Regions from separate parts of the Homo sapiens genome. Here regions 2 and 3 are each linked to region 1. The links are chromatin contacts, found by Hi-C or POLR2A ChIA-PET in ENCODE. All regions are on one chromosome and are shown on one strand. The core of a region is the stretch at or near the end of the contact, and the rest is flanking DNA. Distances in the headings are between cores, read along the strand shown.

Evidence for each region. A loop is a pair of places that touch in the nucleus more often than their neighbours do. ChIA-PET counts read pairs that join two places held with the same protein, here RNA polymerase II (POLR2A). Pooled maps may share reads with other maps.
Region 2: a loop to region 1 is called in a map of naive thymus-derived CD4-positive, alpha-beta T cell, with 11 times the contacts of the local background. The contact joins the promoter of ZNF557 here to the promoter of VMAC in region 1. A Hi-C loop is called at or near these places in 1 of 168 maps with a recorded cell type or tissue (naive thymus-derived CD4-positive, alpha-beta T cell) and 6 of 50 pooled maps. POLR2A ChIA-PET finds 5 or more read pairs at or near these places in 3 of 52 experiments (CD4-positive, alpha-beta T cell, GM10248 and HEK293).
Region 3: a loop to region 1 is called in a pooled map, with 27 times the contacts of the local background. The contact joins the promoter of FEM1A here to the promoter of VMAC in region 1. A Hi-C loop is called at or near these places in 2 of 37 single-sample maps with no recorded cell type and 9 of 50 pooled maps. POLR2A ChIA-PET finds 5 or more read pairs at or near these places in 2 of 52 experiments (CD4-positive, alpha-beta T cell and activated B cell).

Annotation. Positions count from the first base shown.
Region 1 is chr19:5,903,622-5,907,833 of GRCh38, forward strand. It overlaps VMAC (vimentin type intermediate filament associated coiled-coil protein), which reads left to right and starts at 1,251. Exons shown (of 2, transcript NM_001017921.4): 1 at 1,251-1,460. The coding sequence starts at 1,270. It overlaps NDUFA11 (NADH:ubiquinone oxidoreductase subunit A11), which reads right to left and starts at 169. Exons shown (of 4, transcript NM_175614.5): 1 at 1-169. The coding sequence starts at 87. RefSeq lists enhancers at 1-247, 57-351, 925-1,044 and a silencer at 1,085-1,434.
Region 2 is chr19:7,067,208-7,071,419 of GRCh38, forward strand. It overlaps ZNF557 (zinc finger protein 557), which reads left to right and starts at 2,496. Exons shown (of 8, transcript NM_024341.3): 1 at 2,496-2,566; 2 at 3,355-3,446.
Region 3 is chr19:4,789,312-4,793,523 of GRCh38, forward strand. It overlaps FEM1A (fem-1 homolog A), which reads left to right and starts at 2,423. Exons shown (of 1, transcript NM_018708.3): 1 at 2,423-4,212. The coding sequence starts at 2,544. LOC124904620 (a long non-coding RNA gene) reads right to left here and starts at 1,981. Exons shown (of 2, transcript XR_007067103.1): 1 at 1,887-1,981. RefSeq lists enhancers at 2,076-2,733, 2,244-2,513, 2,734-3,390, 3,044-3,103, 3,391-4,047.

The DNA of each region.
Region 1 (4,212 bases), core at 1-2,500:
GGCAATACTGGTGGTGCTGTAGGCTTTGCGGTGGCAATCGGTGCCATCGGGGATATCCCAGTACTGACGAAAAACCTTCGGCGCCATAGCCCGCAATCTCGATCCCGCACCACGGACCCCGCCAGCTCGGGAAGCGCAAGGGCAGCCGCGGCTGGCTATCGCGAGACTTCTCGGGCTGCGCGCGCAACCTTTCGGGCTAGCGGGCCGGCAACAAGTGAGCAACTTTATTGATAGGCGCGGACATGGACATGGATCGCGCGCACGCGCCGGGGACCGGCCTGGAGGAAGAGAGTAGCACGTGCATCCCCAGGCCGATTCCTAGAGGGTGAAACTGAGGACGACTGCGATCAGTGCAGACAGATTTCGCTAGTCCCAGCTCAGGGAGTCCTAGGTTAGGGACTACTAGAGGCGGGGACTATCTACTAGGGGAGGGGCCGGGCTCAGACTGGGACGGGCGGGACTCCAGTTGATAGGAGCAAGACATGACGAAACAATGACTGGGGGGCGGGGCATGGCGGGGATGTGGCCACACCCAGTGTCAGAATCTGCATAGCGAGTGGTCATGCCCTGTGGTCAGTCACCAAGCTGGAGTCTGAGCAGCGTGCTACTGTTTTGGGCCGTGGACAGGATCAGGGGCGGGGATTATCGGGAAAGTGACCAATGACAATACGAGAAGCTCAGCGGGACGTGGCCTCTGTTCACCCCGCGGCTGTCCCACGCCCTAGGCCGGATGAAGTACACAGGCGCTTGACTTGGGGGCGTGGCTAGAATTGGAGGCATAACCTAAAAGGGACTTGACCAATCTGAGACTGTATAAGGGATGAAGGGGCGAGGCCGTGCCTGGATCTACCCCTGACAGGCCACAGGTTCGGGGGGCGTGGTCAGGCTTGCTGTTTCGCGGAGTCCGGGCCAATCCTGGTGTTAGCTTCCAAGTAGGGAGGGGACAGTATCGAAGGTGTGACCAATCTTGTTTCCAGAGCCTGAGTTGCGCGAGCCGCCAAAGGATGTGGCCAGCCTGGGGGCGTGGCTGTCAAGATCTTGTCCAATCCTAGAGTGAGCCCAAACTCAGGGGCGGAGTTTCATGATCCCGGAACCGGTGGTAGTGTTTGGGTTTGAGGAGAGCACGACCCAGCCCTCTGGGGTGGGGTCTAGCGGGGTCAGCGACCAATCGCGCCGAGGTCTAGTGGGGCGGGGCCCTCCCGGGGGCGGGGCCTGTGCCAGTTCCGGGCCGCCTGGGGGCGTGGCCGGGCCTGTACAGCAGCCTGGGCCATGTCGGCGCCGCCGGCCCTGCAGATCCGGGAGGCAAACGCACACCTGGCAGCCGTGCACCGGCGCGCAGCGGAGCTGGAGGCGCGGCTGGACGCGGCGGAGCGCACGGTGCACGCCCAAGCCGAGCGCCTGGCCCTCCACGACCAGCAGCTGCGCGCCGCCCTAGACGAACTGGGTCGCGCCAAGGACCGGTGAGGCCCGGGGCCGGCCAGGTGGACTTCACCGAGGCGGTAGGCGGAGGCAGAGCCGAGGCTGGAAAGCGAGGAAGGGCAGGGGGAACCGTGTGCACTTGTATAGACGCTAGACTGAGTATCGGATTGATAAAAACACCAAAAAACTCGAATTAGTAATCAGTATGTAAAGTTGCGAGAAGTGACACAGGTGTGGACCTCTAACTTCAAACAGGCCCACTTTCCCACAGGTGCTGAGCGACGCAGGGACCACAGACCGCCCAGCGTAGGCATTGGGAGCCATAGCAGGCTCTTCAGCAGGGGAGGAGGGGATCATATCAGCATTTTAACTTTTAAAATTTATTATTATTTTTTTGAGACGGAGTTTCGCTCTTGTCGCCTAGGCTGGAGTGCAGTGGCGTGATCTCAGCTCACTGCAACCTCCACCTCCCAGATTCAAGCGATTCTCCTGCCTCAGCCTCCCGTGTAGCTGGGATTACAGGCGCCCGCCACCACGCCCGGTCGATTTTTTGTATTTCTAGTAGAGACTGGTTTTCGTCACGTTGTGCAGGCTGGTCTCTAACTCCTGACCTCAGGTGATCCGCCCGCCTCAGCCTCCTAAAAGTGCTGGGATTACAGGGGTGAGCCACCGCACCCGGCCTAAATTTATTATTTTTGAGGCAGGGCCTCACTCCTATGCCCAGGCTGGAGTGCACCTCGACCTCCGGAGCTCAGGTGATTCTCCCACCTCAGTCTCCCAAGCAGCTGGGACTACAGGCGTCCACCACCACGCATGGCTTATTTTTTGTATTTTTTTGTAGAGACAGTTTTGCCCTGTTGCCCAGTTTGGTCTTGAACTCCTGGGCTCAAGCAGTCCTCCCACCTCACCCTTCCAAAGTGCTGGGATTACAGGCTAAGCCACCATGCCTATCTATTATTTTTGAGAGAGGGTCTTGCTCTGTTGCCCAGGCTGGAATGCAGTGGTGCGATCTCGACTCACTGCAGTCTCACCCTCCCTCCTCAGCCTCTCAAGTAGCTGGGATTACAGGCGTGCGACAGCACACCTGGCTGATTTAAAAAAAAAAATCCTTTAGAAATGGGGTCAGACTATGTTGCCTAGGCTGGCCTTGAACTCCTGGGCTCAAGTGATCCTCCTGCCTCAGCCTCCCGAAGTGCTGGGATTATAGGCACGAGCCACCATGCTGGCCCATATCAGCATTGTTGAAGAGTCCCTCTGACAGCTGAGGATGAAAGAGATGAGACAGGCACCCAGGGAGGTGGGAGGAGCTGGGTCCCAGGTGGGAACTATTACTTCAGAGCTAATTGGACATATTCATTTTTACCGAGCACCTGCTCTGTGCCAGGCACTCATTCATTCGTCTTCATTGAGCACCTACTGTGTGTCAGGCATTCTGCTGAGTACTGGAGCACATCAGTAAGACTTAGCCTTGCCCATTGGGTATCCACAGTCCAGTGGAGAGACAGACATGTCACTGGGCAGTTACATCATTGGTGGCCAGCGGCCATGATGGAGGGGCATATGGGGCTCTGAGGGATCTCAGAGTGAAGGCTTCCCAGAGGAAGAGCCTACTAAGAATAGGTGGGAAAAGATAATGGAAAGGAACGAACTGCAGGAAGAGTGAGGGGACGAAATGAGGGTTCTCATAAGAAAATGCCATAAACTGGCTGGGTGGTGGCTCACGCCTGTAATCCCAGCACTTTGGAAGGCTGAGGCAGGCAGATCACCTGAGGTCAGGAGTTCGAGACCAGCCTGGCCAACATGGCGAAACCCTGTCTCTACTAAAAATACAAAAAAATTAGCTGGGTGTGGTGGCACACGCCTGTAGTCCCAGCTACTCGGGAGGTTGAGGCACGAGAATCGCTTGAACCCAGGAGGCGGAAGTTGCAGTGAGCCGAAATTGTGCCACTGCACTCCAGCCTGGGCAACAGAGAGAGACTCTGTCTCAAACAAACAAAAAAACAAAATGCCATAAATTAAGTGGCTTAAACAAGAGGTTTGTTTCTCAGCGTTCTGGAGGCTGGACGTCCGAGAGCAGGGTGCCAGCATGGTCAGGTTATGGGAGGGCCCTCTTCCGGGCTTGCAGATTTCTGGCTTCTCTCTGTGTCCTCACAGGGCAGAGAGAGCCAGGGAGTTCTTTTGTATCTCTTCATATAAGCACACTAATCCCATCATAGAGACCCCCACCCTGACAACCTCATCTAACCCTAATCACCTCCAAAAAGCTCCATCTCTAAATACCCTTCTGCTATGGTTAGACTTTGTGTTTCCACCCAAATGTCAGCTTGAATTGTAATCCCATAATGCCCACGTGGTGTGGAAGGAACTGGTGGGAGGTAAATGAATCATGGGGGATGGTTTCCCCTTCATGCTATTCTCATGATAGTGAGTGAGTTCTCATGAGATCTGATGGCTGGGCGCAATGGCTCACGCCTATACTCTCAGCACTTTGGGAGGCCGAAGCGGTCAGATCACCTGAGGTCAAGAATTTGAGACCAGCCTGGCCAACATGGTGAAACCCTGTCTCTACTAAAAAAAAAAAAAAAAAAAAAAAAAATTAGCTGGGCATGGTGGCACACGCCTGCAGTCCCAGCTACTGGGGAGGCTGAGGAGGCAGAATTGCTTGAACTCGGGAGGCGGAGGTTGCAGTGAGCCGAGATCACACCACTGCACTCCAGCCTGGATGACAGAGCTAGATTCCGTCTCAATCAATAAGGGAGATCTGATGGTTTTATAAGGGATTCCCCCTTTGCT
Region 2 (4,212 bases), core at 1,246-3,745, 1.2 Mb after region 1:
ACTCCCCTGGGGAAAGGGAGACTCCCTTGCCCCGTCTGCTAAGTAGCGGGTGTTCTTCCTTGATACTGACACTACCGCTAGACCAAGGTCCGCTTGGCAACAGGCGTCTTCCCAGCCGCTGGCGTTACCGCTAGACCAAGGAGGCCTCTAGTGGCCCTGTCCGGGTATAACAGAAGGCTCGCACTCGTCTTCTGGTCACTTCTTACTATGTCCCCTCAGCTCCTATCTCTGTATGGCCTGGTTTTTCCTAGGTTATGATTGTAGAGTTAGGATTATTATAATATTGGAATAAAGAGTAATTGCTACAAACTAATGATTAATGCTATTCACATATAATCATATCTATGATCTGTATCTAGTATAACTATTCTTATTTTATATATTTTATTATACTGGAACAGCTCATGCCCTCGGTCTCTTGCCTCGGCACCTGGATGGCTTGTTGCCCACAATGAAATATGAAAAATTTAGCACACAGATCACCATATGTTTCCTCATCTATAAATAGTGATAGATAGTAACACCTTCCTTATAGGTCTCTGTGAAAATATTTAGGGATAATGTATGTAAAACTGTTTATTACCAGGCAGGTTGGAAAGTAATGTCCCATTCATTTGTCCACTAGGATGGCCATAGGGTTTTTGGTTTTTTTTCCTTTTAATTCTTGAATTCCAGAGTCTTCAAATACATTCCATTGTTGTAAAGTGAATCATATTCACATTTTTTCCCTAGAGTTTAGCGATTCCTTTTGCATACAAATTCAGGCTGTATGTGTTCACACATAGATCTCAAATAACATCTTAATTTTCACAACGAAAAGCTCCCTTCCTCACCCTGTAGCCTGGCTCCTAGAAGCAACTTTTTTTTTTTTCTGATAGTAATTACATATTTGTAAGTTAGGTATTTATACTGCTTTTTCATTTATCAGCTTTAAACTATATTGAATTACTTTCTTCTCCGAAACAATTAGCACATAACTCTTACGTACTGTAAAACTAATTTTCCTCACCAAACATAATCATTTAAGGAATCTGGATAAATCAAAATTCAATGTTTATCATTTTATGACATCAATATTTACCATTTGTAGCATCTAAACCTTAGCCAGACATGTAACAAGTAGTATGTCATTAATAATTTTTTCTCATTTTTTCTTTTGATCTCTTAAATTTTAAAATTTCCTTTTTTATTTCTTCCTATGAATCCAACACCTATTTTCTCCACCAGAAATGTAGTTCTCTTTTCAGTAGATCCAGATGTGCACTAGACAATTAATCAGCTTTGGCTTTCACTTGGAGACATCCCTCCCTAGTCCTCCCTCCCCTCGTCCCCCTCTGGATGGGAGAAATATGCATACATGATCCCATTTTTGAAAGAAATTAGGAAGCTCAAAATCACACAAAAAGGCTGGGTGTGGTGTGGCTCACACCTGTAATCTCAGCACTTTGGGAGGCCGAAGTGGGGTATGACTTGAGGCCATGAGTTCTAGACCATCCTGGGCAACACAGACCTCCTCTCTACAAACAAATACAAAAATAGTCAGGCTTGGTAGTGTGGGAGGCCCGGGTGGAAGGATGGCTTGAGCTCAGGAGGTCGAGGCTGCAGTGAGCTATGATTGCACCACTGCACTCCAGCCTGGGCCACAGAGTGAGACCCTGTCTCAAAACAAACAAACGAAAAGCCACACACACACACACACACACACACGCCCTAAATGTGTGGCTATATCATTTTAACAGGCGGTGAATGTGGAGAAATGACTGAAGAAAACTTTAAAGAGTTCATTTTGCATCCTGCTACCTGAACAGTTTTAAAATCCACAAAAAGCCCTACACCCAAAAACTGACCTCCACCAAGTCTTGTCCTCTCAGCCTACTAGCTCAACCCCATTCCATGCCCCACCACTGCCTTATCTTGTCCACATACTCGCCCACCAAACCTGGTATTAACCCACAGCAAGATCCGCCCATCAAACCTAATGCCCGCCCACAACCTCGCCCCGGAACTTAGTCTCTGTCCTGACAGCCCCGCCCCCATGCCTGGTACCGCCCACGGTCCCGCCCCAGAACTTCTCCCCACCCCCGGAGCTGATCTCCACCCACACTCAGCCCTGCCTCCAGGCCTGGTACCGCCCACAGCCCCGCTCCAGAGTTGGTCCCCGCCCCCGGAACTGGTCCCCGTCAACACTCAGGCCCGCCTCCAGGCCTGGTACCGCCCACAGCCCCGCTCAAGAGCTAGTTCCGCCCCCAACCCTGCCACAGACCCGCGCCAGGACGACCCTGCCTCCGCGGCTGTCCCTAGCCAGGGCCCAACCTGGTTCTATTAATAACTAAGCAAACTAGAACACCTCAGCCGGAGGCTGGGGTGCGCGGCTGCTGCACCTGCAGCCTGAACCCGGGGGTCCTGACACGCCGCATTTTGGGCTGGGACCAGCTGGAGCCGGAAGCGGAGGTGCAGTGTGGCTAGCCGGAGACCGGAAGCGGAAGCGCGCTTGTGTCTTGTGAGAAGAGCCGCGCTTGCAGCGTCTGGGAGAATCTTTCGGTCTCCGCGAGAGGTGCTTCATTCCGTGAGTCCGAGTCCAGAGAGGGGCCCCAGCCGCGGGCCTGCGTCCCTCCCGGGAGCCGGGTTTCCGCCCCTGAGGCCTCGGGCTGTGCGCTCAGTTAAGCCCGAAGCTGCTGTTTCCTCCGGTGTCCGGGCCCCGCGCCCCTGTCATCCTCACTCTGTCGTCCTCACCCTGTCGCCCTCACCCGGGGCGATTCTGCGCCCCAGGGGACTTTTGGCTATAGTTGGAGACGGTTTGGGATGTCACAAAATGGAGGGTAGGAGGGACTGTGCTACTACTGTAATCTAGAGGGTGGAGGCCAGGGATGCTAGCAGCTCAGCATCCTGCAGCGCGTAAAGCAGCCGCCGCCAGCAAAGACTCATCCAGCCCCAAATGTCATTAGTGCCCAGGTTGGGAAACCCTGCTGGAGGGCATTAAAATCTCTGCAGTCCTGAATACACTGTAGAAATTATTTAGAATTCAGCCGAGTCCACTTATAAGGCCTAAAGTGACGAATTTAAAGCATCTGGAGTCACCATACAATCTCCAGCCAAATGAGTTAAGCAAGTCAGATGAAAACAGCTTTAAGCTTCTTGTCCCATTTTAGGGACCAGATGGCTGGATAGGAATCTGGTGAATTCAGGCACAGCCAGTAGCCTGGGTTCTTATTCTTTAAATCAATTTTTTTTAAGTGAATGGGGTGGTCTTTCTATGCAACAACTGTATTAGTCTCAGTAAATACATTTTACTATACGTACATATTACTCCCTACAAAAGGCCTCATAAGCGATTTTTGTGCCCTTTTTATTTAGACGAAAAAAGTATAATTCAAGCTCAGATTTGTGTTGAAACCAGCCTCAAGTTTCACCTATCCTCACTGATCCGTGGACTTCTGTATGATCAGGTAGGTACCGTGTAGAACCTGCAAGTTGCAAGACTCCACTGTGTAGAAAACCTGTGAATGGATTTTTCCTGTGTTCAGGTTGTAAACACAAGGACTCACTAACAGTGAGGGTATTTTTTTTTTTTTTTTTGAGACAGAGTCTCACTCCGTTGCCCAGCCTGGAGTGCAGTGGTGCGATCTCAGCTCATTGCAACATCTGCCTCCCAGGTTCAAGCAGTTCTCCTGCCTCAGCCTCCCAAGTAGCTGGAATGACAAGGGTGCACCACCACGCCCAGCTAATTTTTGTATTTTTAGTAAAGATGGGGTGTTGCCATGTTGGCCAGGCTGGTCTCGAACTCCTGACTTCAGGTGATCCACCCACCTCGGCCTCCTAAAGTGCTGGGATTACAGGTGTGAGCCACGAGTGAGGGTATCTTAAAAATTATTTGTTTGATGCCTTATATTCAAGAGAAGGATACTAAGGGGTGTGTGATAATGTGTGTCAAAATAAGTCAGTAAATACAGCTATATGCAAATCAGTACACAAAACATGTAAACACTATTTAAAAGTTTTTTTTTCAACCTTCCAAGACATCTCAATTTTTCTTTTATTTTTTTCTTTTCCTAACAGGCCTGCCAGCCTGTAGACTTATGCTGTATAATAAGGTAGCTGCTGGTCCATGCGGTTGTTTTAATTTAAATGTAGACCAATTAAGATTCCATAAAATTTTAAATTCAGCTTCTCAGTCGCACTAACCACATTTCAAGTGCTTGACAGCGACATGTG
Region 3 (4,212 bases), core at 1,173-3,672, 1.1 Mb before region 1:
ACTTACACTCGTAGGCATTACCCAAGAGAAATGAAAACATATTTCCACACAAAGACCTGTACGCAGAAGTTTATAGCAGCTTTATTTGTAATCATCTAAAACTGGAAAGAACCATCACGTAATGGATAAAAGAATGGTGGCTCGTTCTTGCCATGGAATACAGCTCCGTAATAAAAGGCAACGAACTGCTAATACACGTAACAGCATAGATGCATCTTGAATGCATTGTGCTGAATGAAAGCTGCAGACCCCAGAGGCCGCATACTGCATTTTTCCGTTTCTGTGCTGTTAGTATGAAACGCAGAGAACAGATCAGCAGTTACCAGTGGCTGCGGGTGGACAAAGGCGTTGATCAACAGGGCATGAGATAACATTCTTTTTTTTTGAGACGGAGTCTCGCTCTGTCGCCCAGGCTGGAGTGCAGTGGCGCGATCTCGGCTCACTGCAAGCTCTGCCTCCCGTGTTCACGCCATTCTCCTGCCTCAGCCTCCCGAGTAGCTGGGACTACAGGCGCCTGCCACCACGCCCGGCTAATTTTTTGTATTTTTAGTAGAGACGGGGTTTCACCGTGTTAGCCAGGATGGTCTCGATCTCCTGACCTCGTGATCCACCCATCTCGACCTCCCAAAGTGCTGGGATTACAGGCGTGAGACACCGCGCCCGGCCGGCATGAGATAACAATTCTGAATGAAGACGCTGTTGAACATCTTGGTTGTGATACTGGCTACATAGCTGCATGTTTGTCACACCTGTTCTCTTTATTTATTTTTATTTATTTATCTTAGAGACAGGGTCTCCCTCTGTCACCCAGGCTGAAGTACAATGGTGCAATCACGGCTCACTGCAGCCTTGACCTCCTAGGTTCAAGCGATCCTCCCACTTCAGCCTCCCGAGTAGCTGAGACAACAGGTGCACGCTACCACGCCCGGCTAATTTTTCTATTTTTGTAGAGATGTGCTATGTTTCCCAGGCTGGTCTCGAATTCCTGGGTTCAAGCAATCCTCCCACCTCAGCCTCCCAAAGTGCTGAGATTACAGGTGTGAGTCACCTTGCCCGGCCAAACCTGTCCTCTTTATTAAAAATGCATTTTATTGTATATATATTACACCTCGAATAAACTTTAAAAATAAAGAATTCGGGTCACCAAAGATTTCTTTTTCATAATATAATTCATTGTTGTCAAAAAATGCCAGGGAATGGATCACCTTACAACTGCTAGAATAGCTATCATCAAAAAGACGAAAGGTAACAAACGTTGGCAAGGATTTGAAGAGAACACTTATACACTACTGATGGTAATTTTAATTAGTATAGCCATTATAGAAAATGGTATGGAAGTTCCAAAGAAAAATTTAAAAATAAAACTACCAGGTGATCCAGGAATCCCACTTCTGGGTCTTTATCCAAAGGAATTGAAGTCAGCACGTCAGGCCGGGCATAGTGGCTCACGCCTGTAATTCTAGCACTTTGGGAGGCTGAGGCGGGCGGATCTCCCAAGGTCAGGAGTTCGAGACCATCCTGGCCAACATGGCGAAACCCGTCTCTACCAAAAATACAAAAATTAGCCGGGCGTGGTGGTGGATGTCTGTAGTCCCAGCTACTCGGGAGGCTGAGGCACGAGAATCACTTGAACCCGGGAGGCAGAGGTTGCAGTGAGCCGAGATTGCGGCATTGCCCTCCAGCCTAGGCAACAAGAGCGAGACGCTGTCTCAAAAACAAAAACCAAAACCAAAAAACCCCACAAAGTTATTGAAAGAAATAAATAAAAATAAATACGTAAATAAAAGAAGGAAATTCTGACACATACTAGAATATACATAAATGTATGTAAATGAATAAATGAATATATGAATGTGAGAATAAGAAGTGAGCGCGTCATTTTTTACCGTTCTCCCAGCTCAAAACGTTTTCGCCCCGTCCAGCTTTTCGGCCTCCTCCGGGCGCCCCCTGCCGGTGGGCCGCTTGCCCGTGCTCCAAGCCCAAAACAGACGCGTCCCCTCTAGTCGCTTTTAGCCTTCGGTCTCGGTCCTGATTGGCTCAGAGTCGCTCGTGATCCCTTTTGGGAAATGTAGTCCTTAAGGGTATCGCGCCTGCTTTTTCTATACGCTCTGACGCAGAGATAGCCACGGGAAGTACGTCACCAAATTTCGCCGGTTCCCACAAGCTAGGTCGTGTGACGCTGCATGACGGGAATTGTAGTCCTCAAATTGCTAGCTTCCGATGCCATGCGCTGCGACTGGAACGCCAATTCCCACCATGCCGCGCGCTCACAGCTCTCAGGGGCTGTCCTGTGGCCTTTGGGGAAGTGTAGTCTTGAGCCCCCAAGATTCCTTTTCTGTTCTATGGAGTGGGCCCGCGCAAAGGACTCCATTTCCCGGCGTGCTGCCATCCGTCGGGTCGCGGCAGCCATTTTGTTCCGCCCGAGGAGACCCTAAGATGGCGGCGAGGGGGACGGTGAAGGTTGCCTCCCGCCCGTCCGGGCTCTGATCCTCCGTCTCCCCGTCCCCCGGCGGCCGGCCCATGGCCTGGCGGAGGCCCGAACCATGGACCTCCGCACCGCCGTGTACAACGCCGCCCGTGATGGCAAGCTGCAGCTGCTCCAGAAGCTGCTCAGCGGCCGGAGCCGGGAGGAACTGGACGAGCTGACGGGCGAGGTGGCCGGCGGGGGAACGCCGCTACTCATCGCCGCCCGCTACGGCCACCTGGACGTGGTGGAGTACCTGGTGGACCGGTGCGGCGCGAGCGTGGAGGCCGGTGGCTCGGTGCACTTCGATGGCGAGACCATCGAGGGCGCGCCGCCGCTGTGGGCCGCCTCCGCAGCCGGCCACCTGGACGTGGTGCGGAGCCTGCTGCGCCGCGGGGCCTCGGTGAACCGCACCACGCGCACCAACTCCACGCCTCTCCGCGCCGCCTGCTTCGACGGCCACCTGGAGGTGGTGCGCTACCTGGTCGGCGAGCACCAGGCCGACCTGGAGGTGGCCAACCGGCACGGCCACACGTGCCTCATGATCTCGTGCTACAAGGGCCACCGTGAGATCGCCCGCTACCTGCTGGAGCAGGGCGCCCAGGTGAACCGGCGCAGCGCCAAGGGCAACACGGCCCTGCATGACTGCGCCGAGTCCGGCAGCCTGGAGATCCTGCAGCTGCTGCTGGGGTGCAAGGCCCGCATGGAACGTGACGGCTACGGCATGACCCCGCTGCTCGCGGCCAGCGTGACGGGCCACACCAACATCGTGGAGTACCTCATCCAGGAGCAGCCCGGCCAGGAGCAGGTCGCAGGGGGAGAGGCTCAGCCTGGGCTGCCCCAAGAAGACCCCTCCACCAGCCAGGGGTGTGCGCAGCCTCAGGGGGCTCCGTGCTGCAGCTCCTCCCCAGAGGAACCACTGAACGGGGAATCTTACGAAAGCTGCTGTCCCACCAGCCGGGAAGCTGCCGTGGAAGCCTTGGAATTGCTGGGAGCTACGTATGTGGATAAGAAACGAGATCTGCTTGGGGCCCTTAAACACTGGAGGCGGGCCATGGAGCTGCGTCACCAGGGGGGCGAGTACCTGCCCAAACCGGAGCCCCCACAGCTGGTCCTGGCCTATGACTATTCCAGGGAGGTCAACACCACCGAGGAGCTGGAGGCGCTGATCACCGACCCGGATGAGATGCGCATGCAGGCCCTGTTGATCCGGGAGCGCATCCTCGGTCCCTCGCACCCGGACACTTCCTATTACATCCGTTACAGGGGTGCCGTGTACGCCGACTCGGGCAATTTCGAGCGCTGCATCCGCTTGTGGAAGTACGCCCTGGACATGCAACAGAGCAACCTGGAGCCTCTGAGCCCCATGACCGCCAGCAGCTTCCTCTCCTTCGCGGAACTCTTCTCCTACGTGCTTCAGGACCGGGCCGCCAAAGGCAGCCTGGGCACCCAGATCGGCTTTGCAGACCTCATGGGGGTTCTCACCAAAGGGGTCCGGGAAGTGGAACGGGCCCTGCAGCTGCCCAGGGAGCCCGGAGACTCAGCCCAGTTCACCAAGGCGCTGGCCATCATCCTCCACCTGCTCTACCTGCTGGAGAAAGTGGAGTGCACCCCCAGCCAGGAGCACCTGAAGCACCAGACCGTCTACCGCCTGCTCAAGTGCGCGCCCAGGGGCAAGAACGGCTTCACCCCTCTGCACATGGCTGTGGACAAGGACACCACAAACGTGGGCCGCTATCCCGTGGGCA